Regions from separate parts of the Mus musculus genome. Here region 2 is linked to region 1. A link is a loop called in an ENCODE intact Hi-C map of the cell type or tissue named here. Cell type or tissue: left cerebral cortex. All regions are shown on one strand. Each heading gives the region's core, and the rest is flanking DNA. Links, peaks and the distances in the headings are about the cores only.

What was found. Peaks named below come from ENCODE experiments on the same cell type or tissue, not always from the same donor. Only the 100,000 strongest peaks of a DNase experiment are listed, where the experiment ranks them.
Region 2: it touches region 1 in a loop (7-fold over the local background); 28 of 42 quality-filtered maps call a loop at or near these places.

Annotation. Positions count from the first base shown.
Region 1 is chr9:114,724,045-114,739,294 of GRCm38, forward strand. It overlaps Cmtm6 (CKLF-like MARVEL transmembrane domain containing 6), which reads left to right and starts at 7,159. Exons shown (of 4, transcript NM_026036.3): 1 at 7,159-7,329; 2 at 13,139-13,315. The coding sequence starts at 7,192. In left cerebral cortex, for the core only: CTCF peaks have their summits at 3,465 (motif pointing left) and 7,143 (motif pointing left); DNase peaks (open chromatin) are centred at 4,545, 7,090, 7,733 and 8,059; H3K4me3 peaks cover 2,427 bases; H3K27ac peaks cover 1,264 bases.
Region 2 is chr9:114,642,644-114,657,893 of GRCm38, forward strand. It overlaps the pseudogene Gm7780. Among named protein-coding and RNA genes, the nearest start is that of Cnot10, 10 kb to the left of the region's middle. In left cerebral cortex, for the core only: CTCF peaks have their summits at 4,852 (motif pointing right) and 6,004 (motif pointing right); a DNase peak (open chromatin) is centred at 4,155; H3K27ac peaks cover 431 bases.

The sequences.
Region 1 (15,250 bases), core at 3,464-11,463:
TCCGTGATCCCATGTGCCACCATCAAGTGGACCAGAACTACTGGCCAAGATGCTATGCTCCTTTAATCAAGAAGAAAGAAAGCACACCACCCGAGGGTGAGAGATGCTGAGGTTATGAGCACGGAAGGGAGAACTGGCTTTGCAGTTGTCTATACATATATATATATGTGTGTGTATATATATGGCTCTGCCTTAATATACTCCTTTTTTGTTCATGACTTTCAACTGTAATCAGTTAATAAAGTATTTATTCTCTGCATTCAGGGTCAAATAACGTGTTGCCTTTTCTTATATTCCAGTTTGACTTGTCAGCAAAGGAGTGGAATTTGTTAGAAATGTAAAATATTTGACTTAATAGGACTACTAAGCATTCATTCACAGGCAAATGACCAGGTGAAATTCACTCACAGGTTTCCTTAATTTGGGAGTTCTTGATTATCCCTTCTCCCACGGCATGGAGAATTGGTTGGTTTGGTTTGTTGAGACAGGATGCCTTATCTCTCGTGCCGACCTTTAATTCACTGGGTAATGTTTCCCTACCACCCCTTCGGGGGTTTTCTGCTTTTGTTTGTTTGTTTTTGAGATAGTCTCAGTAGCCAAGACTGGCCTTGAACTCCTGATCCTTCTGCCTCTATTTCCAGCCCTGGGATTATGGATGTGGACCAGTGTGCCTGGTTTTCTGTGGTGCTAAAGACTGAACTCAGGGCTTTGTGCCTGTTAAACAAGCACTCTATCCACTGAGCTGCCTCCCAACCAAGGACAGTTTCTTTTTTTGTTTTTCGAGACAGGGTTTCTCTGTATAGCCCCGGCTGTCTTGGAACTCACTCTGTAGACCAGGCTGGCCTCGAACTCAGAAATCCGCCTGCCTCTGCCTCCCTAGTGCTGGGATTAAAGGCGTGCGCCACCACGCCCGGCTCCAGGACAGTTACTTATAACGACATTCCCTATAGATAGAAACAGAATCTTAAAACACCACCACCACCAAACCCCAAACCCTCCTGCTGTGTGTGTGTGTTTATGTCTAGTTATGCACATGTCTTGGAACATGTGTGTGTTTAGAGGTCAGAAGACAGCTTGTACAGTTGGTTCTGTCCTTCCACCATGTGGGACATGGGATGAGACTCGGTTGTCAGAGTGACACCAAGTGCCTTTACCCAATGCGCTGTCTTACCAGCCCTGTAGACTCTTATTTAATGGGTGTAGCTGGGATTTTGTAGTTTTGTGGGGGGTTTTGGTATGATTTTTTTTTTATTCTTTGAGAGTATATGTATATATTCATACAGTATATTTATATCCATTTCTAGTTCCTCTAGACCTCCCCCAACACATCCTTTTCCCAGAATCGTGTCTCTTAAACATTTTATAGCCCACCAAGTTCAGTTAATGCTGTTTGTATGCAGTGGGTTTGGGGCTATCTACAAGTGGTCACATCCCTCAAAGAAAAATGACTTTCCTTCCACAGCAACAAAATGGGCCCCGTTCCTCAGCTTGGGGCGGGGCCTCGAGAGCCCTTGCCCCATGTATGCTGGGACACTGACGGATGGCCTTGTGTAGGTCAGTAATCACCGCCGCTGTGCACTGCAGTGTGACCACCATGTCCCATCCAGAAGACACCCTTTCAGAGTCCTGCTGGCTGTCTACATTATTTCTGCCCCTCTTAGGTGATGTTCTCTGAGCTTGGGAGGTGTTGACATTGACATTCACCTTACAACCCCCCTCCCACACACACATACACACCAATTGAGCCTATTAGACACTTCAGATGGATTTGCCTTTATTGTTATGATCTAAATCTGGAATATCCCTATAGACTCATGACTTGAATGCTTGTTCTCCCTGGTGGTGGTGGTGGTGGTGGTGGTGGTGGTGGTGGTGGTGGTAGTGGTGATGGTGGTGGTGGTGGTGGTGGTGGTGGTAGTGGTGGTGGTGGTGGTGGTGGTGGTGGTGGTGGTAGTGGTGGTGGTGGTGGTGGTGGTGGTGGTAGTGGTGGTGGTGGTGGTGGTGGTGGTGGTGGTGGTATTGAACCTTACAACTTAGAAGGTGGTTCCTGGTTGAAGGATATAGGTCTTCTTCCCCAGCTCTCTTACCTCCTGTATCATGAGTTGAGCCTTTCCAGCCCACCACGGCATTACCTGCCATGATATTCTGCCTCACAAGCTTGGGGCTGGAGAGATGGCTCAGCAGTTAAGAGCTCTGACTGCTCTTCCGAAGATCCTGAGTTCAAATCTCAGCACCCACATGGTGGCTCACAACCACCCATAATGAGATCTGACGCCCTCTTCTGGTGTGTCTGAAGTCAGCTACAGTGAATTTATGTATAATAATAAATAAATCTTAAAAAAAAAAAGTCCTCATGCTATGGTGCCAACGAGATAGCTCACCTGGTAAAAGTGCTTGCCTCTGGGCTAGAGATGGGTCAGAGGTTAAGAGCACTGGCTGCTCTTCCAAAGGTTCCCAGTTCAATTCCAGCAACCACATGGTGGCTCACAACCATCTGTAATGGGATCCAATGTCCTCTTCTGTCACACAAGCATACATGCAAATAGAGCACTCACGTGCATAAATGTTAAATCTTAAAAGAAAGAAAAGAGAAGCATGCTGACTTGCAAAGCTGCATGGCCACTCTGTAGGCAAGAGCACTAGCTTGTGAGAATTCTGGAAAAAAAGAAAAATACATTATCTCATAATTTCTGTATGTAACAGCCCTGGAACTAGAACTGTAGACCAGGCTGGCTGCAGCCTTTCCAGTGTTAGGCCTGCAGGTATGAAATGCCATATCTGGCTAGCTTTTATATTGGAAACACTTTGCAAATATTTGAATGTAAAACCTCTATGCGTTATCTTTTCACTATTCCTGCGAGTAGCTATTGTATGTACGATAGCATTCACAGAGAGGTCAGAGTTGTGGTCACTCCAGGCGTCGGTCTTCACCTGCCACAGTGTTTGAAATAGGATTGTCCTGGCCACTGCCTTAGCTGGCCCATGAATTTATGGCTTGCCTGTCTCTACCTCATGTCTTCCCATAGCAATAGGTTGGGAATTCAGGTACACACACCACTCTGTCTTTCCAGCTTTTATGTAGGGTTGGAATCGGAGCTCAGCGGATCAGGTTTATATAGCAAGCACCTTCCTTCCTTTGCAGACCTGTCTATCTCCCTGGCCCTTGTTTTCACTTTTTAACTTTTTATCAATTGTTTAATTTTTTTTTCTCAAGACACTCTTTCTCTGTCTCGGAACTCATTCTGTAGACCAGGCAGACCTCTAACTCAAAGATCCAAACTCCACTAACTGGACCCCACCCTCTTCCATCCCCATGTAACTAAAACCTTCTCTGCTCTAAGTGGTCAAACTGTTTTGCACTAAAGCACTCACAGGAGGTCCCTCAGCATTTTCTTTCTCTAATAGCTGGACATCACTCTGTGGCTACGGGTGACCATGCCTTTGCTCTTTGTCACCCTCTGCTGGTGAAATAGAACATACCGACTGGGAATGTAATTTTAGCTTTGCTAGATTCTCTGCCTTCATGGCTGCTCCATTTAGAGGGGTGGGGGTGAGGTGGGTAGGTCGGGGAGAGGGGTGGTCAGAGGGAGATGGGTGAGGGCCTAAGACTCCCTTGCCTTTTCCAACACTGTTTCTTGTATTCTTGGCTGTTCTTTGGCTTATCTCCCACTCTGATATTTAAACCCTGGGGGCATCTTCATACATTCAACACGAATACCGTGATAGAGGCAGCTTTCCCTACCACCCATTTATGAAAAGGCCTTTCCATCTGCAGGTGTGTGTTCTCCACTGTACTGTCCGTCAGTTCAAGGGCCCTGTAAACCCACCATGAATTTAAAATAGCAAACTTTTAATTAAAATGTATTTATTCTTATCAGTGCATATGAGCGTGGGTATGTGCATGCTGACTGTATATGGAGGACAGAGGACAACTTTCAGGAGTCAGTTCTCTCCTTCCACCATGAGTTAACAAAAATCCAACTCAGGTCTACTAGCTGGTGAGGCAAACACCTTTGCTGGCTGAGCTGTCTTGCTGGTCTAAATTAATTAATTAATTATTAATTTATTTATTTTGGAGACAGAGTCTTACGTAGTCCAGACTGTCTTCAAACTCACTTTCTATGTAGTCAAAGCTGATCTTGAACTTCTGGTCCTCCTGCCTCTACCTCCAAGCTCCTGAGATTAAAGATGTCTGCCATCACAGCAGGTTTTATGCCTGGTTGGGACTCCATGCACATCCAAGCCAGGCAAGCACTTTGGCAACTGTCTTAGTAAGGGTTTTACTGCTGTGAACAGACACCATGACCAAGGCAACATTTATAAGGACAATATTTAATTGGGGCTGGTTTACAGGTTCTGAGGTTCAGTCCATTATCAATGTGGGAGTGTGGCAGCATTCAGGCAGGCATGGTGCAAGCAGAGCTGAGAATTCTACATCTTCATCTGAAGGCTGCTAGCAGAATACTGGCTTCCAGGCAGCTAGGATGAGGGTCTTAAAAGCCCACACCCACAGTGACACACCTACTCCAACAAGGTCACACTTCCCCCAACAAGGCCACACCCAGTTTAACAGAGCCACACCTTCTAATAGTGCCACTCCTTAGGCCGAGCATACACAAACCATCACAGCAACTGACCTACATCTCCAGCTCTGTCTTAGTATTTTAGGTCAGTATACAAAGCATGGTTTCCATCCTGGCATTTCACACATGTCTCATCTCATCGTGCTTGGGCCTCATTCATGCCCCACCCCTTCAGCTGGCTCCCAGTCTTCCCTCTGTTTGCAATTCTGTTTTCCTGCGCTCCACTGCCTCCAGTCTCATCTCCCTCTCATGAAGTCCTTTCTAGTTTCATGATATACAAACACCCCATGTAAACACACAAACACACACACTAAGTTGATTTATCCTGGGACTGGAGAGATGGCTCAGTACTTAAGGGTAGTTGATGCTCTTGCAGAGGACCCAGGTTTGATTGTAGGCACTTTACAACGACCTATAACACCAGTTCCAGAGACTCCAATGCCCTCTTCTGACCTCTGTGGGCAGAAGAGATTTACCTGGTATACAAATATACATGCAGGCAAATATAAATTTAAAGTTAAAAAATTTATTTTTTCCTTTGTATATTTGTGCAGGGGTGTGTGTGTGAGAGAGAGAAAGAGAGAGACAGAGAGAGACAGAGATCAGAGACAGACACACACGGAGAGTGTGCATATATGCATATATCAGGAGAGTCCATAGAAGGACATTGGATCCCTTGGAACTGGAGTTACAGGTGGTTGTAAGCCACCCTATGTGGGTGCTGGGAACCAGACTTAGATTCTATTAAAGAGCAGAAATTGCTTTTAACCACTGAGCCATCTCTCCAGCCCCATAAATATAATTTTAAAATCTAGGACCTACATATGAGACAGACCATATGGCCTTTGTCTTTTGAATGTGCCTTATTTCCCTTCACAGTAATACTCTGTTGTATTCATTTTCCTACAGATGTCATGGTTTCACAAAACAAGAACAATAAACTTGAGTAAAATTCCACTAAATGTTCTGCATTTCTTTTGTCCACTCATCTGTTGGCATGGTCAGTATGTTCATGTCATATATCAATATCTGACACTCTGATTAATCTTTTTGTTAATTGTCCTTTGAAATTTTCATTAATCTGCTAACTGTCCTGCCAGAAAGGATTTTCTGTCTCTGGTTGGCACGGGGCAGTAAACTTAATATCCAGATCTGGTTTTCAGTTGTACTGTAAACATCCAATGATACTGAAAAACAAGAACAGGGAAGACAGCTTAGCTGGTAAAGTGCTGGCTGCCATTGGTGATGTGAGTTCGATTCCTAGAACCCATATAAAAAGACCAATGTAGCCTGTGCTTGTAACGGCGGAGCTGGCAAGGCGGGACGCTGATCTCTGGGTCTTCTTAGCCTTTTAGCCTCACCTATCTAGTAAGCTAGGTTCAGTGAGACACACTGCCCTAAAACAGGGTAGATGGTGCCTGAGGAACATACTCAAGGTTGACTTCTGACCTCCACACTTGCACCCGCGCGAGCCTGCACCTTCATACGCGGGTGCACCCCTCCCGCCCATGAGAAGATGACTATCTGAAAGATGGAAGATAGTGAGACGTGAGAAATAAGTCAAATCTCTGTGGGAGGAGCATGGAGGGGTGCAGCTCAACGGGGGGGGGGGCGGGGGGGCGGGGCGGGGGGAGACGGGGACGGGCGCGGGGGAGGAGGGCGGTTAGCATACAGAAGGACCTCAATGTGATCTCTGGCAGTTTTAAAAAAACAAAACAGGCTGAGGGGAGGAGGAGCACGTGCCTGTAATCTCAGCACTTCAGAGACAGAGGCAGGAGGATTGTCACTAGTTGCAGACTAGTGCTGGCTATGTACATAGTTCTAGGCTAGTCTGGGCACGTGAAACCTTGGTTTTATTTCTTTTATTTTTAAATCAGACCGAAACGAAACTAAAAGACACAGATCAAGTCAGGGCGGAGAGGTGGCTCAGTAGGTAAAGGCGCCAGTTACTAAGCCTGAAAATGAATTCAATTCTCAGGAAGAAATGACTCAGAATAGTTTTCTGACCTCAGCACAACGCTCCTTCTTAGATAGGTGGATGGACGGATGGATAGATAGATCGATAGATAGATAGATTAAAAATATAGATAAAATAGATAGATTAATCAAAGTGTAATTTAAAAAATCCAAAAAACAAAAAAGCTGAAGTCCATCGAAAGCATGAAACTGTCAAGAGTTAGCCGGGCAGTGGTGGCGCAACGCCTTTAATCCCAGCACTTGGGAGGCAGAGGCAGGCAGATTTCTGAGTTCGAGGCCAGCCTGGTCTACAGAGTGAGTTCCAGGATAGCCAGGGCTACACGGAGAAACCCTGTCTCGAAAAACCAAAAATAAATAAATAAATAAAATAAAAACCCAAAAAAAGAAAGAAACTGTCGAGAGTTAACCAGAGAGCAGGAAAGGCAGAGGGGTGTGGCGAACAAGAGGCGCGGCAAACCATGGGGGCGTGGCAAAGGGAGAGAAATTCTATGGGCTGGAGCTCAGCAAGCGAGGGGGCGTGACGAGGCGTGAGGAGGGCGGAGTTGACCGGAAGCGTGGGCGGAGTCCCAGGAAGTGACGCCCCCTACCGCTCGGCCGAGAGTTTAGCTGGGTGAGCGAGTGTTTGCGGGCGATGGAGAACGGAGCGGTCTACAGTCCCACCACCGAGGCGGCCCCGGGCACTGGCAGGGGTGCGCGCAGCGGCCTGGCCGCCTACTTCGTCCTGGGCAGGCTCCCTTGGCATCGGCGCATCCTCAAAGGCTTGCAGCTGGTGAGCCTACGGCGGCGGCCGGGACCTGTGGGCTGAGGGCTGGGGTGGATGCCTCGAGGCTGCCGCTCGCTCGGCCTCCTCGTTCGGGAAGCAGCCGTTTCCACACCCCAGTTCCTTCCCTTCCTACCCGGGAAGGAGGCGTTGCCGTCCACCGCCTACCCGTGGCCCGGCCTCAGCCTCTTAAACCCTTTTTCCCTTCTCTCAGCTAGAATTCTTTCATTATCGCCCAGAATGCTTGTGTTTCAGACAACGTAGTGCTTTCTGTTTATCTTTTCTGGCTTTTGCGGTTTTCCGGGTGCTGGCCCATTAGGGCAATATAACATGTCGGATAGTTTGTGTATGTGTTTAACTTGCACAGTGAGTTTGATCAAGGCAGAGAGAGTCGAAAGGGCATCTTTCTGCTTCATGTGTGCGGGTGAGAGAACCTGAACCTGCTTCTCTTTATTTCCGCCTAGGCGTGAAACTGTAGTCATCTTTGCTATTTAAATTATGATACTCCTGCTGTGTCTCAGCTGCCAATGGGTATTAAGGTTTTTCAAGAAGACACTTTTCGGAAAACCAAATTGTTTAGAATGTTTATGGGTTTTGTTTAGTTTTGTGAGCCATTTATGCTAAAAGTGGCCCACTGCCTTTCTTGGGAAGATTTAAAATTCTCAAAACGCCGATAATCAGAACTTACATTCTTGGAACTCAGTTGACCTACTTTCCTGAAGTAGAAAGCCAGCAGTTAGAAAACTGGCGCTGCTTTTAGGTGCCAGCTTGGGGATGAGAGGAAATCATTCAGAGACAAGTGATAAGTAGATCTGGTCTTGTGTAACCCCCTACATCCTCCTAAGATGTCTGCAGTGGACACCTTTAGGTTCCGCAGGCACCTGGGTTCCCCGTCTTTGCGCATTTGCAGAACCTGTTCCTTTAACCCAGATGGGTGTGGTTTTGCCCCCACCCTTCCACCTCCTTCTTTTCCTTCTCCCTCTCTCCCCTTGTTCCTCTCTTCCTCCCCCTCTCCTTTCCATTCCTTCTCTTCCACTCTTTTTTCACAGGGTCTCAAGTCTCATGTAGTCCAGTTAACTTTAGACTCACTAATGTAGAGGATGACCTTTGAACTCCTGATACTGCTGTCTCCACAGTGCTGGGATTACAGGTGTGCTCCACCGTGCGGTCTATGTGGTGCGGAGAATTGAACCCAGGGCCTTGTGCATGCGAGGCAAGTGCTCTGCCTACTGTGCTATAGCAACAGCTCCAGATTGTGTCTCTTTTGCGCTTCTCTTTTGCCCTTCTCTGCAGTAAACACATGTGTCTAATGGAACCTTTTGAACAGAGAAATTTCTGTTTGCTCCAAGGAAGTCATCTCTATTGGTCTTCTGCATGGGTGTGCAGAACAAAATCTCTTATTTTTAGTTGCTTTTATTTCTTTTTCTAATAAGAAATGCTAAAGCCGGAGTAAAAAATTCTCATTATTATAGTTCAGCAGGCCTTAGCTCTGTGTCTTCAGAATAGGACACAACCCGAAGTTTTGCTGGTGTTTTGCAGTTGAACCATAGAGATGAGTTTGCCTTGAAAAGGTCGTTAGCTGCTCTGTGTGTATTTGCCATCATGGGAATAGAGCAAAGCACTCTGTGAAATCCGTTTGTTATGGGGAACTTGTAATGCTAAAGCATGCTTTCTTTAAATACTTTACTCCCTATACACCCCACCTCCACCCCAGGCTGGCTGTTTTGAAACTCACTCTGTAGGCTAGGCCGGCTTTGAACTCAAGAGTTCTGCCTGCCTCTGCCTCCCAAGTGCTAGGATTAAAGGCTAGTACTACCACCACTGCCCACTTTTTCATTTTTATAGTTGCCGTTTTGTTCCTGCTTTTTCTGTTTTAATACAGTCTTACTTATTAACAATAAAAATATACTACAGGGTTACTAAAGAAAGTCCCAAGAAAGCTATAGATGAGGTCTGTTTGGCCAGGCTGAGGGCTGTAGGCAAGACTTCTCCTAGTCTTTAGTTGATTTAAAGCCTAATAGAATTGCAGAGCTCTGATAAGAAAACAAGGGTGTGGAGACACCAGAATCAGAAGCAGAGGCATAGTGTGTTAACAAGGAACCTTCAAGCCTCGGGAAGTGCATTTGCAGTGTTTGTATGTGATTCGGTTATTCTGGGCCCATGAATCTTATTAGCAGGTTTTCTAAGACTGCAAAGAGAAAAGAAGCCTGTTGTGAAACAATAGACCTGGGAGAGTGGTGGTGGTGGGGCTAGGTCACCTCTAGGTTCTTTCCACCCTTAGATCTCCCAGGCTGCTTGGGACTTGCTCTTACCAAGCTAAATATCAAGGGGCACGTGGTGAGCCTGCAAACCCGGGAGATTCCAATACAAGTGTAAAACTAGTCTTGGAGCAGTGCTGCTGTACCCGTCACGTCTGACCTGCCTCTTGTCAAAGGCTTGTCCGTCTGACATCTATAGTGGAGGCTCACTGTCTCTTATCTTTCCAGAACGGAGCAGTAAATACGTTGAAACAGTGTTGTAAGGAATCGTAAATTTTATGCAACTAGACTTTCGGTTTATTGTGTCTGTAGATTCACCCTTATGTTTCTATTTTATTTTTTTAAATACTTGATGATGGAATTTATATGGGTTTTATTGTTTAAATGAACCAGTGATTTAACGTGATTTCGTATGTGTGGTTGTGTTCATGCTGCGTGTGGATGGACGCCTCAGCTGCCAATTTTTCCCCCTTTGTGCAGTTATCTGGAGATGATCCGACTGGACACTTTGTACTTGGGCTTCCTTTGGCTGTTGAAGGGCATCTGCATTGTTTCTGGTTTGGGGCTGTATGAGTAAAGTCATCTTGAAATTCCTGCGCTGGCTTTTGCTCAAGTGGGTCTTCATTTCTCTGGAGTACCCGACAGTGCTTAGCTTTTGAAGACGCTCCTAGTTTTCCTAGTATTGGTCTGTTGACATTTGTAATCAAAGTGTGGGTGAATGTACTGTGCACCGTGAAATACAACTCTTGGTTTTCATTTTTCTTTTCTTCCCCAAGCTACTCTGTTTCTTGTTTGTTTGTTTGTTTGTTTGTTTGTTTTCCAGGGCTGGGAGTTGAATCAGAGGCTCCGGAATGCCAATGCCTGGCATGTATCCTACCTCTAATCTACATTCCTAGCTCTTAGTGTTGTGTTGTAGCCCAGGCTGGCCTGGGCCTCTAGCGGATCCTACTGCCTCTGCTTCCTGGGTGCTGGCTTTCTTGGTGTGTAGCCCACTCTAGTCTGCTTTGTTGTTGTTGCTGTTTTTTTGTTTGTTTGTTTTTTTTTGTAGCCACTCTGTGCCTGGCTTTCTCCCCTGTCCTCACTGGAGTGAGGTAGAATTTCCCTTTGGCCTTTGACTGTGGACCATCAGTCCTTTTGACGTCCAGGGACCCCAGAGACTCCCCATGCCAGTCTTTTTCCACTCTCTAAAGAGTTAAACTCCTGAGTGCCAGCTCCTCCCTGTACAGAGGTGCTCCCTGATTGTCTCTGGTCCTCCCAGCAAAGGGTCTCTGCTAGGATGGTGAAATGTGCTGAATGCTCTAGTCTGGAACTTCCCTTCTTCCTGTGAGCGCATCCACTGCACCCTTGACTCTGCTCACACCTGACGCTGCTTTTCTAGTCTACTGCCTTCTGTCCCCACCACAGCCCCCTTCCTCGAGTGCTGCAGACTCTCTGGGTCCCTTTGTCTGCGTGGAACGAGTCTCTGGGGCAGATGGGCAAGGCATTGATGAGTGACAGACAGACCAACACGCGAGATTGTGTAGAATCTGAATGTATTGTCACAAAGTGAACACCAGTCTTATATAGTACAGAAAATACAAGGGGTGGGAAGTCACAGCAGGCAAGGTACATTGAAGTTGCCTGATACAAAACAAAGGAATGACTTCAAAGGAACTTACAGGAACCAGGTAAGTGTTTACAGTAAAGATAAAGCAGTCCTGCTTAGGGTCAGCTTAGTGACAGGTAAGGATTTCACACTCTAGTGCTATACCTTTGAACTTTGTGAAGGCTAGCAGGCCTCATGAATAATGCAATATCACAACCCCCCTGTTTCCTAGGCCTTGCTAAATTCTTTTTTTTTTTTTTTTAAGATTTATTTATTTATTATATGTAAGTACACTGTGGCTGTCTTCCAACACACCAGAAGAGGGCATCAAATCTCATTACGGGTGGTTGTGAGCCACCATGTGGTTGCTGGGATTTGAACGCAAGCCCTTTGGAAGAGCAGTTGGCGCTTTAACCGCTGAGCCATCTCTCCAGCCCCCTTGCTAAATTCTTATATGAGTGTAACTTTTAAGTAACTGGAGAATCTCCATTTGTCAGAAGAATTCACCAACTTGCTTCTAATATGCAATGCAGCCTGTACTGAATATTTCTATCTCAGTGGGATTCCCTGGCTCTTTTATGGTATTCCCTTGTTTGGGTGAGATTTGCTACTGTCCTTAGTAGCAGACCAGCTCTGAGCTGCTGGCTCCATCTTTTGTAATGCTTAATTAGTTACTGAATAGGTAACTTCTTTTTTTTTTTTTTTTTTTTTTTTTTTTTTTTAAGATTTATTTATTATTATATGTACGTACACTGTAGCTGTCTTCAGACACACCAGAAGAGGGAGTCAGATCTTGTTACAGATGGTTGTGAGCCACCATGTGGTTGCTGGGATTTGAACTCTGGACCTTCGGAAGAGCAGTCGGGTGCTCTTACCCACTGAGCCATCTCACCAGCCCAATAGGTAACTTCTTTACTGCATTCCTGCTGGAGTAGGCCTCTGGGACCTTGGAACACTGGGGAGACTTAACTATATCAGAATTTAATCTTAAAAGGCATTTATAATAAAATACTAAAAGAGAGCTCGTAGTTCCATACACCAGACTAACTCAGGAATAGGGTATGAGTATATGGGTTAATGAGAACACCAAAGCTCCAGGAGGTGAGTTTCCGCGAAACTCTTTTCCTTGTTGAGTGCTTACAGACTTTTCAGCCTGTCAAGCAGACTTGACCAGAGTGCGTGGCACTCAAGTACAGAGTTATCTAACGCTCTGCCAGACTGGAGTTTTCTTGCAGTGTCACCAATATCATGGTCGCTGTCGCGTAGTGCAGTTTAATGCAGGCTCTCCTTGACCAGTGCTCCTGACCTCTGAGTAGTGAGCGGTAGCACACTTGCCGCCTTCTTCCGATGGGCTCGCTTGCTCTGCCTGATGCCCCTTCGGCTGCTGTTTCTCATTGCTGGCTTCTCCCCTCGCAAGCTGCCCTCTCTCAGGATGCTCTTGACCTCTTGCTTGGCTGCCACCCAGAGTCTGTGTGTGCAGCCACACTTCCTGACCTCTAGATTAGTCTGACCATGTGCCTCCAGCTATACCTTGGCTGACTTTCCCACTGACTCCATTATAGCAGCTAAAAAAACTTGCCGTGCGTAATGGCACTCAGCTTTCTCTCCTTCTGGAAGTCCTTCCTGTGGGCTGTTGGAACACTCTCATTTCTGAGTCTTAGCGTTTGACACACAGTAGTTAACTGGGTGTATCCCTTCAAGGCAAGCTGACTCTAAGTTCTATTTACCAAGTTTTCTCACTAATCTGGTTTGCCCCAGTCTCTACTTTACGAATATTTTAGCAAACAGATAGTGGATTTAATTTTGTTTTAGAAGGGCGGTGTCTCACAGCCTTGGCAGAGGCTGTCTGGGAACTCTTGATCCTCCGACTTCTGCCTCCCAAGTGTCTGTCTGGGTTTATAGCCACAGCCTGCATGTAGGTTTTGGATGTCATGGGTCATCTCACTCACTGAGGTCAAATGGTTTCCATCTGTAGCTGCTGTCTCTCCTGGCCTTCATCTGTGAAGAGGTTGTGTCCGAGTGTGGGTTGTGTGGAGGCCTCTACTTCTTTGAATTTGTGAGCTGTAGCGCCTTTCTCCTGAGCCTCCTCCTGCTGATCGTGTACTGCACCCCAGTGCACGACAGAGTGGATACTGGAAAAGTCAAGTCATCGGTAAGTGGGAAAAACACAGTCCCTGTGTCGGGCTCGCCTGGTTTTATTGTGAGAGTGGTAATGCTTTCAGAGTGCTTCGCTGGAAAACACTGTGTCCTAGCTCTCTGCCCCCTAGTAACTGGGCTCCACGTCAAAGATGGAGAGAAGAAACGAACCCAGGGGAGAAGGAAGCCACCAGTGATCTGATAGTTAGTGGTGGCCTCACCTAATTCACGGTAGACATTGTGTAGTGTTTGCCTTACAACCAGCCTAGATTGGCCTTGACCTTGTGATCTCCTGTCCTGAGGGCTGACAATATAGGCATGGGCCACTGTGCCCCCTAAATATTTTGTTTTAGAAGTTTGATTTTGTCACTTTTCATTTTTTACATTTTAGAGTGTCACTCATTGGCTTTACAGTTAGGGATTGAGTGACTGCTCTCTACCAGACATAGCACTGTGTGTGGGAGCCAGAGGGATACCACGACACTACAGGCTCTTTAAACAAAGCAACACGTGGGTCTGTCTGTGTTTTCTTTTCCTTTTTTTTTTTTTTTTTTTTTTTTTGACAGGGTTTCTCTGTGTATCACTGGCTGTCCTGGAACTCATTCGGTAGACCAGACTGGCCTCAAACTCACAGAAATCCTCCTGCCTCTGCCTCCCGTGTGATGGGATTAAAGATGTGCACCACCGTGCCTGGCACTTTGATTTAATTATATAAAAAGATAAAAGTTGTGTTTAGGTGAATACAGAATGCCTTTGTTGGATCACTGTGTTCCCCAGGCTGGGGTTGTGGCCCAACAGGAAAAGCCCTGAGTGAAGGACAGGAATGTGGGTCCCTGCACCCACATATGGCGACTTGCCTGTTATCCCAGTGTTCTGGAGACAGAGACAGGACTAACCAAGTCAGGGAGCCCTGTGTTCCATGAGAGAGCATCTGGAAAGATGCTGACATCTCTCTGCCTCAGACATGCACACACATACAGACCTACAAACACACGCCTGATGTAATTGTCATCTGCCTCTGTCCGCTAACCTAGGCTTAGAATGTTCTCAGCCTCTGAGATTTGCTGCTGAATAAGATCACCCTTTCTAGTTCTTTCTGAACTCTGTTGGCAGGTTTAACTCAGCTCTTCTGGCTCTGACACCTCAGCAAGCTGATTCAAGTCTGGCTTCTTCTGGTTTCTGAATTGCTCTGCTTGGCCTTTGTGGCATTCTGTTCTAATCTTCTGACTCCTTCTCATTCTCTGGCTCATTCTGTCTTCACCTGTGCCCACCTTGTTCTTTCTCTGCAACTTGTAGTAAAACTCTCTTTCTCTCTCTCTCTCTCTCTCTCTCTCTCTCTTCTCTCTCTCTCTCTCTCTCTCTCTCTCTCTCTCCCTCTCTCTCTCTCTCTCTCTCAGCTGCTCCATCTTAAGTAGCTTCCCTTTCTTCTCTCTTCTTGTAAGAGTTGGGCTTAGCCTATTCTGTCAAGACATTCTCTGATTCATCACTTTGTGTGCCACTCAGACATCACTTTCCAACATGGGTGCTTCCTTCTACAAACTGATTTTCCCTTCATTGTTTGGGATTCAAGGTGTGAGCTAGAATAACAATGTAACAATGCTGCTGGATTAAAATCCCTCTGCAATATACATGTAAACAAACAAACAAACCCACCCAAAACCAACTGGGGTACAGTTCAGCTGGGAAAACTCTTGCTTGGCTTGTACTGGGCCTTAGGAATTGGTGTGCTTTTACATACCTGTAATCTCAGAAGTCAGGTGCTACAGAGAATTTACTCCGCAGAGCTGTCCTCTGGCCTTCACATACATACAGTGGCACTTACATCATCACGCCAACAATAAGAAACAAACAAGTCACATAACTAGGAAGTTACATAGCTGGGATTTGAACTGTGGTAGTCTGACTTTACAAGCTATGTTTATCAAACATTGCATCTTTTTAAAAGATTTGA
Region 2 (15,250 bases), core at 2,977-10,976, 82 kb before region 1:
ACTCCGGAGGCAGAGGCAGGCGGATTTCTGAGTTCAAGGCCAGCCTGGTCTACAAAGTGAGTTCCAGGACAGCCAGGGCTACACAGAGAAACCCTGTCTCGAAAAACCAATAAACAAACAAACAAACAAACATAAATGTAAAAAAGAGAGTGAGAGAGGGAGGGAGGGAAGGAGGAAGAGAAAGGGAAGGGGAGGGAAGGGAAGGAAAGGGAAGGGAAGGGAAGGGAAGGGAAGGGAAGGGAAGGGAAGGGAATGAAAGGAAAAAGAAAAAAACATATAAGGCTTGGGGAAATGGCTTATTTACCATCAAGCCTGATGACCCGAGTTGAGTCCCTGGCATCCACATTGTAGAAGGAGAGGACTCATGAAAATTGTTCTCTAACCTTCACAAGTGCAATGTGACATGGGTACATGTGGCATGTACATGTACATGCAATGTGGCATGTACACATGTTCTCTCTCTCTCTCTCTCTTTCTCTCTCTCTCTCTCTCTCTCAAAATCTATATATAAACTAGCAGAATGTTTGGTGTTATGTGTCTTTAATCCCAGTATTTGGAAAGTAGTGGTCCAGAGGATCAATATGACTTCCAGAAAAGCCTAGGTGAAGAGTGACACCCTGTCTCGGAAGACCCAAGGCGTCACACGCTTCTCATGACAGTACTTGGAAGGAAGGCAGAGAAGCCGGAGGACCAGACATCTAAAGACAACCATGGCTACATAGCCAGCTCAGGGCCAGCTTGGTAAGATATGTGAAACCCTGTGACAAACAACAGCAATGAAAACAAAAAGTCAAACAAGGGGGGGGGTGTATAGAGCAGGGACTGGATAGATGGCTGAGTGGCCACTGGTGCCTGCTTCTCTTTCAGAGAACGTGAGTCCAGTTCTCAGTACCCAGGTCAAGTAACTAGCTTGTAACTAGTTCCAGCAGATCCCATTTCATTTTCTGGCCTCCATGGGCACCTCTACTCACTGACATTATCACTTGTGCACAAAGAAAGAGAGAGAAAAGACAATCAAACAGGCTGCCTCCACTTTCCAAGTTCCGGCGCTACAGGCGTGCACCACTCTACCTGGTATATGTGGTGTTGGGATCGAATCCAGGCCTTCACGCACGTTGGGCAAGCATCCCACCAATAAAGCTATATCATCAGCCACAGTGTATTTAGCCTTGTAACTCATCTCTTTCACATACTGTGCAGGGATGTCAGTGAAGGATTCTGGTTGAAGAAAAGGCAGATGCAAGTGCCTTTTAGATGAATTAAACATGATTTTCCTCATCTAGTTAGTCATCTTTCCGGAACACCCTCCCTCTTGCTTTTCCCCAGTTTCCTTTGGAGAGTCCCAGTTTATGAAATAGCTGTCCATTCTCCATAGTGACCTTCTTCAAGTCTCTTATGTCTCTATGACTTCTGAGACTCTGCAAGTTAAAGGATGAGGGTAAGCAAAGATGTTAAATGTCCCTGAACTGTTGGTGTGAGCTGTGACTTTTCCTGAACCTTTCATGCCAAGAAGAGAGTGTTTATGGCCTCTACCATAGAGACCATTCATTGGCAACTATATTGACAAATGTCAATGCCTGGCTCCCAGAGAGGAAAAGCCAGGCTGGATAAATTACACCATTGGGTAAATCATGCAGATTCCCCGCCTACCCAAAGGAGACAGAAAGGAATGTGCAGTCAGAAACAACAAGAACAAAACAGACAAACCAAATGGATCACCAGTATTCTTTGGAAGGCAGAGAGATGCAAAGCTTCAGAACTGATAAAAATCCAGTTATGGGTATGTGAGCTTTGTGATGGGGGAGCGGTACTAGACTAATGTATTGGCTACTTCTCTTTCTGTGTCAAACAGCTGATAAAGAACTTGAGAGAGGAGGGGTGTAGTTTGTTGTAGTGGGAAGATCTTGGCTGCAGGTGTCTCCATAGCTTTAGTAGGAAGCTGCTGGCTTACATCTTTATGGATTGAGAAGCAAAGAGAAGGGAATTGGAGCGCTCAGCTGGAGTTCTACTTAAAAACCAAAACCAAAACCAAACCAAAACAAAACAGGGACTGGAGATATGGCTCAGCGGTTAAGAGCACCGACTGCTCTTCTGAAGGTCCTGAGTTCAAATCCCAGCAACCACATGGTGGCTCACAACCATCCATAACAAGATCTGACTCTCTCTTCTGGAGTGTCTGAAGACAGCTGTAGTGTACTTACATATAATAAATAAATAAATCTTTAAAAACAAAACAAAAAAACAACTGCATGTGGCTGGAGAGATAGCTCAGAGGTCTTCCAGAGGACTGGGGTTCTATTCCCTCACTCAAATGGTAGCCCACAACTGTCTGTAACTCCAGTCCCAGGGGGTCTGATGCTCTCTTCTGAACTCCATAGGCCCCAGACATGCACAGTGCGCATGGTGCACAAATAAAATATTCATACACATTTTTTTAAAAAGTGTGTGTTCATGCATGTGTGTGTATATGTATGTGTGTATGTGTGTGTATATATAAGCATGTGTGTATGTGTGTGTGCATGTGTGTATGTGTATGTGTGTGTGTGTGTGTGTGTGTGTATGTGTGTGTGTGTATAGGTTAGAAAACTACTTTTGGGAGTCAATTTTCTCCTGCCACCATGTGGCTTCCAGGGTTGAACTCAGATTGCTGGACTTGGTGACAAGTACCTTTACCTATTGAGTCCTTTCAGAAACTCCTGATAGTTTCATACAGATGTGTCAGTATACTCTTTAAAAATGTATTTAGAGCCGGGCAGTGGTGGTGCATGCCTTTAATCCCAGCACTTGGGAGACAGAGGGAGGCGGATTTCTGAGTTCGAGGCCAGCCTGGTCTACAGAGTGAGTTCCAGGACAGCCAGGGCTACAGAGAAGCCCTGTCTCAAAAAACAACAAACAAATAAACAAACAAAGTGTTTAGAAGTGGGATCTCACTGAATATCTCTGGCTGCCCTTGGAACTCAATGTGTAGACCAGGCTGGCTTGAACTCACAGAAATCCACCTGCCTCTTGTGTTCCTGGATTACAGGCATCACCACTATGCAGGGTCTCTGTGTGAATACTCTTTCCTTCCTGCTAGTTATTCGGTCTGGGAGCCCAGGCCACAGAATGGTACACTGGCTGATTTTATATCAACTCAACACAAGCTAGAGCAACGGTTCTCAATGTGTGGGTTGAGACACCCTTAGACACCTGACCATCAGACATCCTGCTCATCAGATATTTACACTACCATTTATAACAGTAGCAAAGTTACAGTTATGGAGTAGCCATGAATAAGTAGCATGTCACCACCACGTGGGGATCCATAAAAGGTCAAAGCATTAAGAAGGTTGAAAAACGGGCTGGTGAGATGGCTCAGTGGGTTAGAGCACCCGGCTGCTCTTCCGAAGGTCCAGAGTTCAAATCCCAGCAACCACATGGTGTCTCACAACCATCTGTAACAAGATCTGACTCCCTCTTCTGGAGTGTCTGAAGACAGCTACAGTGTACTTACATATAATAAATAAATAAATCTTTAAACAAACAAAAAAAAAAAGAACGTTGAAAAACACTGAGCTAGAATTATCAGAGAGAGCAGAGCCTCAATTGAGAAAATGCCTTGATAAGATCTCACTGTAAAGACATTTTCTTAATGATCAATTTATTAAGGAGAGGGACCAGCCCATTATGGACGGTACCATCCCTGGACTGGCAGTCCTGGGTTCTATAAGAAAGCAGGCTGAGCCGGGCAGTGGTGGCGCACGCCTTTAATCCCAGCGCTTGGGAGGCAGAGACAGGTGGATTTCTGAGTTCGAGGCCAGCCTGGTCTACAGAGTGAGTTCCAGGACAGCCAGGGCTACACAGAGAAACCCTGTCTTGTAAACCACGCCCCACCCCTCCCCACCCCCCCAAAAAGAAAGAAAGCAGGCTGCGTAAATCACCAGGAGCAAGCCAGTAAGCAGCATCCCTCCATGGCTCTGCATCAGCTCCTGCCTCCAGGGTCCTGCCCTGCTTGAGCTCCTGTCCTGACTTCCTTTGGTGATGATCAGCAAGATGGAAATGTGGGCTGATTAAAGCCTTCCCTCCCTGACTTACTTTCTTGGCCATGCTTCCTTGCTTCTATTGTTGCAGCGATAGAATTCCTAACGGAGACAGATGGCACCACCCACATTCAGCCTGGATCTTCCCTCCTCAGTTCACCCTCTCTGGAAACTCCCTCACAAACACACCCAGAGATGTGTCTCCTAGAAGACGCCGAATCATTGTTAAAGTTGTAGCGAGAAGCAACAATCACAGCTTAGCAGAAAGAGGCTACCTTAGGCCTTCAGGAAACTTGACTTCCCGCCTCCTTCTCGGTTCCTGCAGGAGCCTGGGTGTGTGCTCAGACTGGTAATCTACTACTAGGAGTTACACAACACAGTAGGACTTTGGAGCACCATTCCCCCACCCTAAGCAGAAAAGTCTTTATCTATTCCCCTTCCTGATCAGGCAAACAGCCTGGCCCAAAACTTTGGCCCAGAACCGGAATCCTGGGCTAGTCTCCGTGTCCTAGGATTTGGGAGACCAACCACAAACTTGTCAGACCAAGGAGCTAGAGAAATGGCTAAGTGGTTAGAGCATTTCTTGCCCTTGCAGAGGACCTAGGTTTGGCTGCCGGCAACCACATGGTGGTTCATAACCTTTGTAACTCCAGTTCCAGAGGATCAGATAAGTCCTTTCAGCTTCCGTAGGCATCTGGCATGCACATGGTGCGCAGACATGCATCCAGACAAAACACCCATACACATAAAGTAAAATAAAATAATACAATATTTTAAAAATGCATTTAAAAATTTTTTATTTATTTAACATGTTCTCTGTTGCATATACACCTGCATACCAGAAGAGGGCATCAGATTCCCTTATGCATGGGTGCTGGGAATTTAACTCAGGACCCCTGGACGAGGCCAATACTCTTTTTTTGTTTGTTTGTTTTCAGGTTTATTGAAAATATGGCATAACAGATTAAACAGCTCCACGTGGAGTTTTGAAATTCATGCCAACCGTAGGCTGAGTGACCTGAAGGTTAGAGAGACTGCCCAAGTCCGGAAGCGTCAGCATCTCCTTGGTGTCGGGATCCACCTCAATGATCTCCTGATCTAGGGCTGAGACCTCAGGGACGTAATTATCTCTCCTCTCTCTCTCGTCTTCCTGCAACGTGATAGAGCTGCCTCTCACAGGACCTCTCTGAATCCGCTTCGTCAGATGTGTGACGTAGCCGGCTATCTTGTTCCCAAGCTTCTTGCTGGGGATAATGGCGATCTCCTCGCACACACGCTTGTTGGTGTGGAAGTCATTACCCAGGTGCGTGTAGGTACTTCTCGATGATGACCCGGGCCGTCTTCTTCACAGTCTTGGTGCGAACGTGGCCCATGTTGGCCGGTCTCGGTACGAGGCCAATACTCTTAATTGCTGAGCTATCTTACCAGTCCCTGAAAAATGAATTTTATGAGAAAGCTCTTCAGATCATCTCAGGTTCCTAGCTATAAGCCCCCCAGGGGTCAAGCCTGAGTGATGTCGCACCTTACCCTCCATGAACTATGTCCACAGATGATGTTGTCATCTGTGTCCCAGAACCTCAAATTCTGACCTCAGAGATGTTCTTCCCCTCCCAGGCTGTCTCTACACTTACCTCCTGTGTGACTGCAGCACATGCCTTAAACGGTGGCATCACTTTTAGACTGTGTGACTTTGCTTACACATTTCTAACAGAAACAAAACAAAACAAAACAAAAACAAACAAACAAACAAAAAACCCGGGCTGGTGAGATGGCTCAGTGGGTAAGAGCACCCGACTGCTCTTCCGAAGGTCCGGAGTTCAAATCCCAGCAACCATATGGTGGCTCACAACCATCTGTAACAAGATCTGACGCCCTTTTATGGAGTGTTTGAAGACAGCTACAGTGTACTTACATATAATAAATAAATAAATCTTTAAAAAAAAAAAAAAAAAACCCTGAATTTATGATTGACCACTAGAGGGCACCATCTCACAGACTACATTCAGAGTGTGCATTTTGAGACAGCCTGGAGAGTGTTCGCGCTTTTTATGTTTGTTTGTTTGTTGGTTTGTTTGTTTTTGTTTTTTTCGAGACAGGGTTTCTCTGTGTAGCCCTGGCTGTCCTGGAACTCACTTTGTAGACCAGGCTGGCCACGAACTCAGAAATCCGCCTGCCTCTGCCTCCCGAGTGCTGGGATTAAAGGCGTGGGCCACCAATAACTTCCCCAAGGGTTTCAACTTTCAATATTGTGGATCCTGTTCCAACATGAATGTAAAAAGTCTTGATCGAGGCTGCCATGGTGGCCTGTAATTCCAGCACTTAGGAGATAGATGAAAGTGGAATGCTGTGAGTTTGAGGCCAGGCTGGTCTGCACTGTGATTTCCAATACAGCTATGCAGAGTGTGATCTTGTCTCAAAACAAAACAACAACAACAAACAACAAAAAAGCAAGCAAGTGAACAAACAAATAAACCCAGAAATAAGCTGGGGCAGTCATAGTGCACGCCTTTAATATCAGCACTCAGGAGACAGAGACAGATAGGTCTCTGGGTTCGAGGCCAGCCTGGTCTCCAAAATGAATTCCAGGACAGTCAAGGCTATACAGAGAAACCCTGTCTTGAACCCCACCCCACCCCCAGCCAAATCAAGTTCTTATGGTCTTGAATATATAATATATACATATATATTACTTATAATATATATATTTACAAATATTGGCCATAAGATAAGCAACAGGTCTTTAAAAAAAATGTTTGCCAGGAAGAATTTAAAAAGCCAAGTCCGCCTTCTCCTGGCTGCTCCCTCTGTCACTAAATGCAGGCTGTGTCTAGCCAGGGGAACAAACACAATTGTTCAGTCTAATTATTTCTATTGTTTATGGGGCTGAGTCAGAGTGGGGAGGTCTGACTAATGAAGAGGTTAAACCATATTTTCTCCTTCCCACTCAAATGCAGATCGGAATAAATAGCTTGGGTTGGGCCAAACCCAGCTTTGCAGAGGTACACTCATGTTTTAGATCCTTTCTTTGTCCCATTCGTTGGCTTCCCTTTGCTGCGTGAGCCCCGACAGTGGTGGTTGTGCTGGGCAAGCTTTGATGTTGTTTTTGTTTGCTTTTTCTGTTTGGTTTTTGTCAACTTGACATGAGCTGGAGTCGTCTAGGAGGACGGGAGGCTGTTGGGGAAACTGCCTCCATCCGATTGGCTTACAGCAAGGCTGCGGTCATTTCTTGGTGTGGGAAAGCCCAGCCTGAGCCCATTGTGAGTGGTGATATTCTTGGGCATGTGTCCTGGGCAGTATAAAAACAAAGCGAGGCTCACCGGGCAGTGGTGGTGCACACCTTTATACCCAGCACTAGGGAGGAAGAGACGGTTTGATCTTTGCTCATTGTAGGCTATCTGGGTCTACAGAGTGAGTTCCAGGACAGCCAGGGCTACCCAGAAGAACCCTATCTCTGAAAACAAAACAACAACAATAGCAAAAAGCAGGCTGATCTAGCAACGGGGAGGAAGGCAGTAAAAAGTATTCCCCCAGATGAACTATAAGATGGAACAAACCCTTTCTTCAATCACAAGTTCATCACATCACTAGACATCTAAGGTGAGGTGTTCCAGTAAGGTGGTCTGGGAGTCATTTTGAAAAAGCGAGTGATCCTGCCGTTTTGATTTCTGTCATGGCGGCTGCGCTTTTAGCTCTGCAACCCTGTCTTAGTTAGGGTTTCTGTTACTGCAGTGAAACACCATACCCAATAAGTAACTTGAGGAGGAAAAGGTTTTATTTGGCTCACACTTCCACATCACTGTTCATCATCAAAAGAAGTCAGGGCAGGAGCCTGGAGGCAGGAGCTGATGTAGGGGCTCTGGAGGGGCACTGCTTACTGGCTTGATCCCCATGGCTTGCTCAGCCCGCTGTCTTAGAGAACCCAGAACACCAGTCCAAGGATGGCACTACTTACCATCAATCACTACATAAGAAAATGCCCTACAGTCGGATCTTTTTTTTTTGGTTTTTCGAGACAGGGTTTCTCTGTATAGCCCTGGCTGTCCTGGAACTCACTTTGTAGACCAGGCTGGCCTCGAACTCAGAGATCCACCTGCCTCTGCCTCCCGAGTGCTGGGATTAAAGGCGTGCGCCACCACTCCCGGCTACAGTCGGATCTTATGGAGGCATTTTTAAACTGAGGTTCCTTCCTTTCAGATAGCTCTAGCCGGTGTCAAGTTGACTTAAAACTAGCCTGTATACCCCCTAACTGAAGTTTCCTGAACCTCAGTCTCTCCTCTGGAAAGTAGGGCAGTGGTGATATTCAGCTCATTGTTATGTAGGTGTAATGGGGCAAGAGATGCGTTGTGATGTGGGTTCGGTTACCTGTAAAAACCTGCAGCATCTACTGCTAAGCTCGGCAGGTTTGAGCTGTCGTAATTGGGGCGGGGCTACGGAGGAGGGACTACATCTGCAGGAGGAAGTGGCATACCCGAAAAGCATGGATGCTGCTTGTTCTCTCAGAGGTCAGTATCTCTCAGTGACGTAAACCCTAAACCGGCACAGCAGCGAACCGACTCCTGAATACGGAGAGACACATGCAGTGCTGGCCTTAGGTGGAGAAAACTCCCGGTGCGATGAACAGCGGTGAACTCAGAGACTCAGAGAATCTCTTAAATCTGCTTAAAATGAAGAGAATAAGCTATGGGTGAGGTCCTATCCCTAAACAGTCTGTGACATCACTCTCTCTAAATCTCAGCGAACTTTGCAGAAGAGGGCGCAGAAAGTGTGTAAGAGCTAGGAGACAGAGTGAAGGATTATGGGATGCTATTCCTTGGAGTCGTACACCTGCGGCCATCATTACCTCGCTAAAACTGTAGTTACTGCCCCAAGGCCCACACAAGACCTGCATGTGAGACTTTACCCTTTGCTTCTGAACTATATTGACTATGGGTAGATTCAGGAGGCGGGGGAGTCACTGCCATTAATGGTCCTAGGCCCCAAAGCTATGGTTACACACATGGCCCTTGTTAATCTTGGTGGTTAGAAAATGAAACAAATAGATATGAATGTGTGAGAGAGAATTTTGAAGAAGGCTTGTCAAGGGTGACAGGGAGGTGGGTGGTAGGAAGTGAGAGTGGTTGTCAGTGTGCAAGGCATACATACTTGAAAGTGTGTGTTTGTGTATGTTTGTGTGTGTGTGTGTGTGTGTATGTGTGTGTGTTTTCAGCCCAAGCTGGGCTAGGAAAAATAGCTCAGTTGAAGTGCTTACCATGCAAACAAGAGGCTGGACCTTGATTGATTAGCATGTTAAGAGCAATCCATGCAATGAATCCCACTCAAGTTAGAGTTCCAGGTAGTTGTGAGCCAACCTACAGGGCTGATAGAAATGGGACTCTGGTCCTCTGGAGAGAGCAGTACGCTCTTAACCAGAGACATCTCTCCAGCCTCCTGGCTGTCCTGTGCTCTGTAGATCAGGCTGGCCTGGAACTCACAGAGATCCAGTTGCTTCTGCTTCCTGGATGCGGGGATTAAAGGCTTGTGCCACCACTTCAGGTTGATTGTGTGTGTGTGTGTGTATCTGTGTGTGTGTATGTGTGTGAGTACATGTGTATGTGCTACAGATTGGAAGTCATAGGACAACTTTCAGGAGTTGTGTTTTTTTTTTTTTTTTTTTTTACTTTGACCTTGTTTTCTGAGGCAGGGTCACTCTGGTCTCTGCCACATTACTTACTCCAGGGGAGCTGGCAGATTTTGAGAAATGTAAGTTTTTCCTATAACACATTCATGGAGAAGGAAGACAATCTTTTGACCCTGAGTTAGGCAAAAATTTCTCAAACCTAGGTATCATGGTGTACAACTAGCAGCCCCGCACTCAGGGTGTGGAAGCAGGAAGATTGAGAATTCCAAGTCACCATTGACTGCATAGTGAGTTTAAGGCCAGCCAAAGCTATGTGAACCCTGTGCTCATGGTAGGCACTGTTGATGTGCTAGAGAGTTTCATGGCAATGTAACCCAAGCAAAAGTCATGAGAGGAGGGAACCTCAGTTTAAAAAGTGCCTCTAAAAGGCTGGGCTGTAGGACTCGTTTGTAATTAGTAGTAAGTGATTGATTGGGGAGGGCCAAGTCCATTGTGAGTGATTCCACCCCTGGGCTGGAGGTGATAATAAGAAGAAAGCAGGAAGAGTAAGATAGAGGAAGCAAGCCAGAAAGCAGCACTCCTCCATGGCCTCTGCATTAGCTCCTGCATCCAGGTTCCTGCCCTATTTGAGCTGCTGTCCTGTCTTCTTTTGATGATACATTCCAATACAGAAGTGTAACCCAAATAAGCCCTTTGGTCATCAAATTGCTTTGGTCCTGGTGTTTCATCACAGCAATAGTCACACTAAGACAGTTGGGAACAATACACTCGTCAATGACTGCTGGCTTGTGGCCCTGAGCTCACTAAACTGAGGCTAGCTTTGAACAAGTGCTCCCTTGCCTTTACTTTCTCAGAGATGGAATTAGAGGCATGTGTCACCATGCCTAGTTATATATGGTACTAAGGTGTGGAGAGCCGTGCCGCGAGCAATCGCGTGCGTGCTGTGAGCAATCACCATTATAAGATGGTGCTGGCTTCCACTGCGCCTAACTAGTAAACAAGCCTTATGCGCAAGTGCAAGAGTGAACTCACGCCTAGTCACTGCCCATCTCGCGGGCATAGTAATGGGGTGATGGGCGAGCAACGAATCAGGAGCTGTCACGCCACATCAGGTGCTGAAACGTCATGCTGCGGGCTATATAAGCAGCACCATTTTCCCGGTTCGGGGTCTTCCCTCCTGATAAGTAAGCAATAAAAGCTTTGCCGCAGAAGATTCCGGTTGTCCTGAGTGTGTTCTTGCCGGCGGGGACAAAAGCTTGGGATACTAAGGATCAAACCCAGTTCTCAATCTCTTTCTCCCTCTCCCTCTCCCTCTCCCTCTCCCTCTCCCTCTCCCTCCCCCCTCCCCCTCACCCTCTTTGCCCCTCTTTTCGTTTGGTTTCTGGTTGTATTCCTGGCTGTCCTGGAACTCACTATGTAGAGCAGGCTGGCTTCGAACTTGCAGATATCCACCTGCGTCTGCCTCTAGAATGTGGGTATTAAAAGGTGAATGTCACCATGCTCAGATCCCTTTTGGGCTTTGTGAGACAGAATCTCAAGTAGTCTAGGTTGGCCTTGAACTCCTTATCCTCCGCAAGACTGTTGGGGTTACAGGTATAGGCTACCACACTCGCCGAGTCTTAGAACTTCTATTTGAAAGCATGCCTCTCACCAACAATAGAAGTGGCATCAAGTAGGGCCACCTTGGTGGCTCACGACCATGTGTAACTCTAGTTTGAGGGAATCTGATGCCTTCTCTTGGTACCCATGTGCAGGAGTACATGCATGCATGCATGCAGACACACAGACATATACATAAATAGAATTATGAGCTTATATGTGTGAGGTGGGGGAGGTTGTGTACAAACCTACAGTGACTGCCAAGCTCAGAGAAGGGGCTTGTTCAGCTCCACTGGAACTGGAGTTACAGGCAACTGTGAGCCTCCTGAATGCGTTCCCCAACCTGAATTTGGATCTTGTAAAAGAGGAGTATATGCTTTATTTTTTAAAAAGATTTATTTATTTATTTATCTATATATTTATTTATTTAATGTATATGAGTTCACTGTAGCTGTGCAGATGGTTGTGAGCCATCATGTGGTTGCTGGAATTTGAATTTTAGGATCTCTGCTCCCTTCAGCCCCGCTCGCTCCGGCCCAAAGATTTATTTATAATTATATGTAAGTGCACTGTAGCTGTCTTCAGACACACCAGAAGAGGGCAACAGATCCCATTACAGATGGTTGTGAGCCACCATGTGGTTGCTGGGAATTGAACTCAGGATCTCGGGAAGAGCAGTCAGTGCTCTCAACCACTGAGCCATCCATCCAGTCCAGAATATATACTCTTAATCACTAAGTCATCTCTCCAACCCCCAAATAAATCTCTCTCTCTTTTTAAATTTTTAAAGTGGCATTTTAGGTGTCTCCAAACACTCTTGATATTGGTTCCTCTATAGTCTTCCTCTTTGCCAATACATCATTTATCATCTATGTGTTTCTGCATTATAAAGGCTTGACCTTGTTTTTAAGATGAAAAAGATCAAACAACTCCTTCAATGTTTAAATGCTAAAAAGAAGAATTTTTCCCCCTTTTTTTTTTTTGCCAAAACTACACTGATCAGTAAAATAGCTCAGAAATTTTCATGCAAATAAAAACAAAAAGTATTGTTGCCAGGCAACAAATAAAAGGAGAGCATTATTTTTATGCTTTTAGGGAGGTATACCATTTCGCTCTACAGTTTCCATGGAGAATCCCAATTATCAGGATTAATCAAACACTACAACACTGAAATTTTATGCGAAGGGACTTGCGTTAGTAAGCAATTACCAACGCTAAGGGGAAAAGAGGAGGAGTTTTTAGATAAAAAACTCCAAGGTGGGCATGGTAGCCCAGTAAGGACTGTGAGCCACTGAGCCGTTTCTCCAGGGAACTGTGTTCTTGTGGACAGATGGCTGTGCAGGGGGTGTGTGGAGGACAAAAGGGGTCGATTTCGTTGTGCTAACCTGGGAGAGCTTACCAAGGCTGTTTGTTCAGAGTTGTGCTGGCATCCAGAGACGTTCTCTCTCTCCTAGGATGGAAAAGCATACTTATCACACCAGCATCTGCAAGGCAGAAGGAAAAGAGAAGAGAGAGAATTGCAGCGTGGCATTTTTGGGTTTCCTGGTCTGCTTTAGAGAGGAGGACCAGAAAATTCTGCAGGAACACTCAGAGGCGTCGAGCTCTTGCTCTTCCAGAGGGCCTGAGCTCAGTTCCCAGCACTGAGCATTGTGGGCAGCTCATGTGCTCCTGTAACCCCAGCTCCAGGGGATCTGATGCCCTCTTCTGGCCACCTTGGGTATCTGAACACATGTGGCATGAACACAGAGATACGTACAGAGACACATTAAAAAAAATTCTTAAAAAAAGAGCCAGGCAGTGGTGGTACATGTCTTTAATCCCAGCACTCAGGATGCAGAGGCAGGTGGATCTCTGTGAGTTCAAACAAGCCTGGTCTACACAGAGAAACCCTGTCTCAAAAATCAAGGGAAAATAAGAAAGAAGGCAGGCATGCAGGCAGGCAGGAAGGAAGGAAGGAAGAATACATATTCAATATTATCAGCCCTGGCTCCCATCCATCTTCATCCTGGCTACCGAGGTGATGTGCTTAATATATGCTTAAGTGAACGTTTAATTTATCAAGTTTAGAAGTTGTTTATAGGGGGCTGGAGAGATGGCTCAGTGGTTAAGAGCACCGACTGCTCTTCTGGAGGTCCTGAGTTCAAATCCCAGCAGTCACATGGTGGCTCACAACCATCCACAACAAGATCTGACACCCTCTTCAGAGTGTCTGAAGACAGCTACAGTGTACTTACATATAATAAATAAATAAATCTTTAAAAAGAAAAGGTTGTTTGTAGGCTTAGAAGTCAGGCAGCTTCAAGGTAAGTGTGTAAAATAAAGCCCTCACCCGATAATGTGTTAGTGAAATTTAATACAGCTGTAAGTGTATAAAAACCGATGATTTTAGCTGGGGTGCTTTTTGCTGCCCCTCCCCCACTGGCAACGTCTGTTGTACTTGGTAAGCTTGATTACTTACTTACCTGAGGGTATTTATAATCCCCATGGACATGTCTGCGATGGATTTTCCAGACTGGGCTAACTGAGATGGGAAGACTCACCCTGTATGTGGAACTCCCTGGGCTGGGGTGCTTGGATGAATAAGAAGGAGAAAGCCAGCTGAGCATCAGCATCCCTCCTTTCTGCTTCCTGACTGTAGACGCCACGTGACCAGCTGCCTCATGCTCCCCTGGTCCCTAATCCCTCTTGGTCATGATGTACTGTATCTTCAAACTGTGAGCCACAATGAACGCTTCTTTCTTTAAGCAGCGTTCCTCCGTTTGTTTGTTTATTTCAGCAATGAGAAAAGTGACAAACACGTCTGGAGACATTCTCTGTTGTCACAACTGTGCAGGTAGAATTTATGTAGGGGTGGTGCCAGCTGGCTTATAAAACACAGGCCATGCAACTTGATTTCTTTGACAACACAAATTATCCAACCTAAAACATAGGTGGTGCTGAAACAGAACTTCTGGGCTGAAGACCTAGAGAGATGTACAGGTTTAAAAAAAAAAAGGAAGCTCTAAGATTAAAACCATTGCAGCAGCAACTTCCCTTCACTGCAGCGATCAGATAGGCTATCCCTTTGCGGGGCTTGGGCAGTAGCTTGGGAAGAGCAGAAACTTAGAACAGAGAGGAGAAACATTTGTTCAGGGCAAAGTAGGAGAGAGAAGCATCCTGGATTGTCCTTCGTGCAACTTGCCAAACTCCTACCCCATTGGCTGAACTCCTCAGACCCATAATTAAAGTCCAGGAAGCCTGGCTTACAGTAGCCCTGTAAAACGTAATATGAGCCCAGAAGGGCAAAAGCAGGGGATGTGTTTGACAGCAGACAAGCAAATACCTATCATTTCCATCCTGGAAGATGAAGAACAAAATGAATCCAGGGCTGGGCTAGTGATATAGCTTAGGGAGTAAAATCACTTGCTGAGCAAGTCTGACAACCCAAATTTCATCTCCAGAACCCATCTAAGGTGCTGGGGTGACAGAGGTCTGCTCCGGCTAGGGAACGGGCTAAAGCGGAACACTGTGACAGCTAAGGACTAACTGTGGAGAGCTCTTGGTGCCACTTCAAGGATATTGGCAAGAATATTTACATTGGGTTAAGATAAGGAAGTAGGCTCAGGCAAGAATTTGACTTTGGGCTAGGACAAGGCTCAAGATGAATACAGCTGAGGAATGTGGTTTTTGTATTGTGATTGTCTTGTTAAGTCCCTGAATACAGTAATTATGGGACCTTTCTATAAGCTTTGTTTGTTCCTTGACTACTTTTTTTAATGACTTGGAAATGGTCTTATTCTTTGTATGTACCTAGAATGATATAAAAGCAGACTGGAAAAAAATTAAACCCGCTTCAGTACTGGCTGAAGTCATACTGTAATGTTCTCTAATTGTCTTTTTTTTCTTCTCTCTTTAATCCTCACTCCCTCCCTTGAGACCCTGTTGACTGAGTGAGTTGGCTTGGTTAACTAATGACCCTTGGCCTTATATTACTATTTGTGCTTTAATAAGCACTGGTTTCTTTTCTTTCTTGATT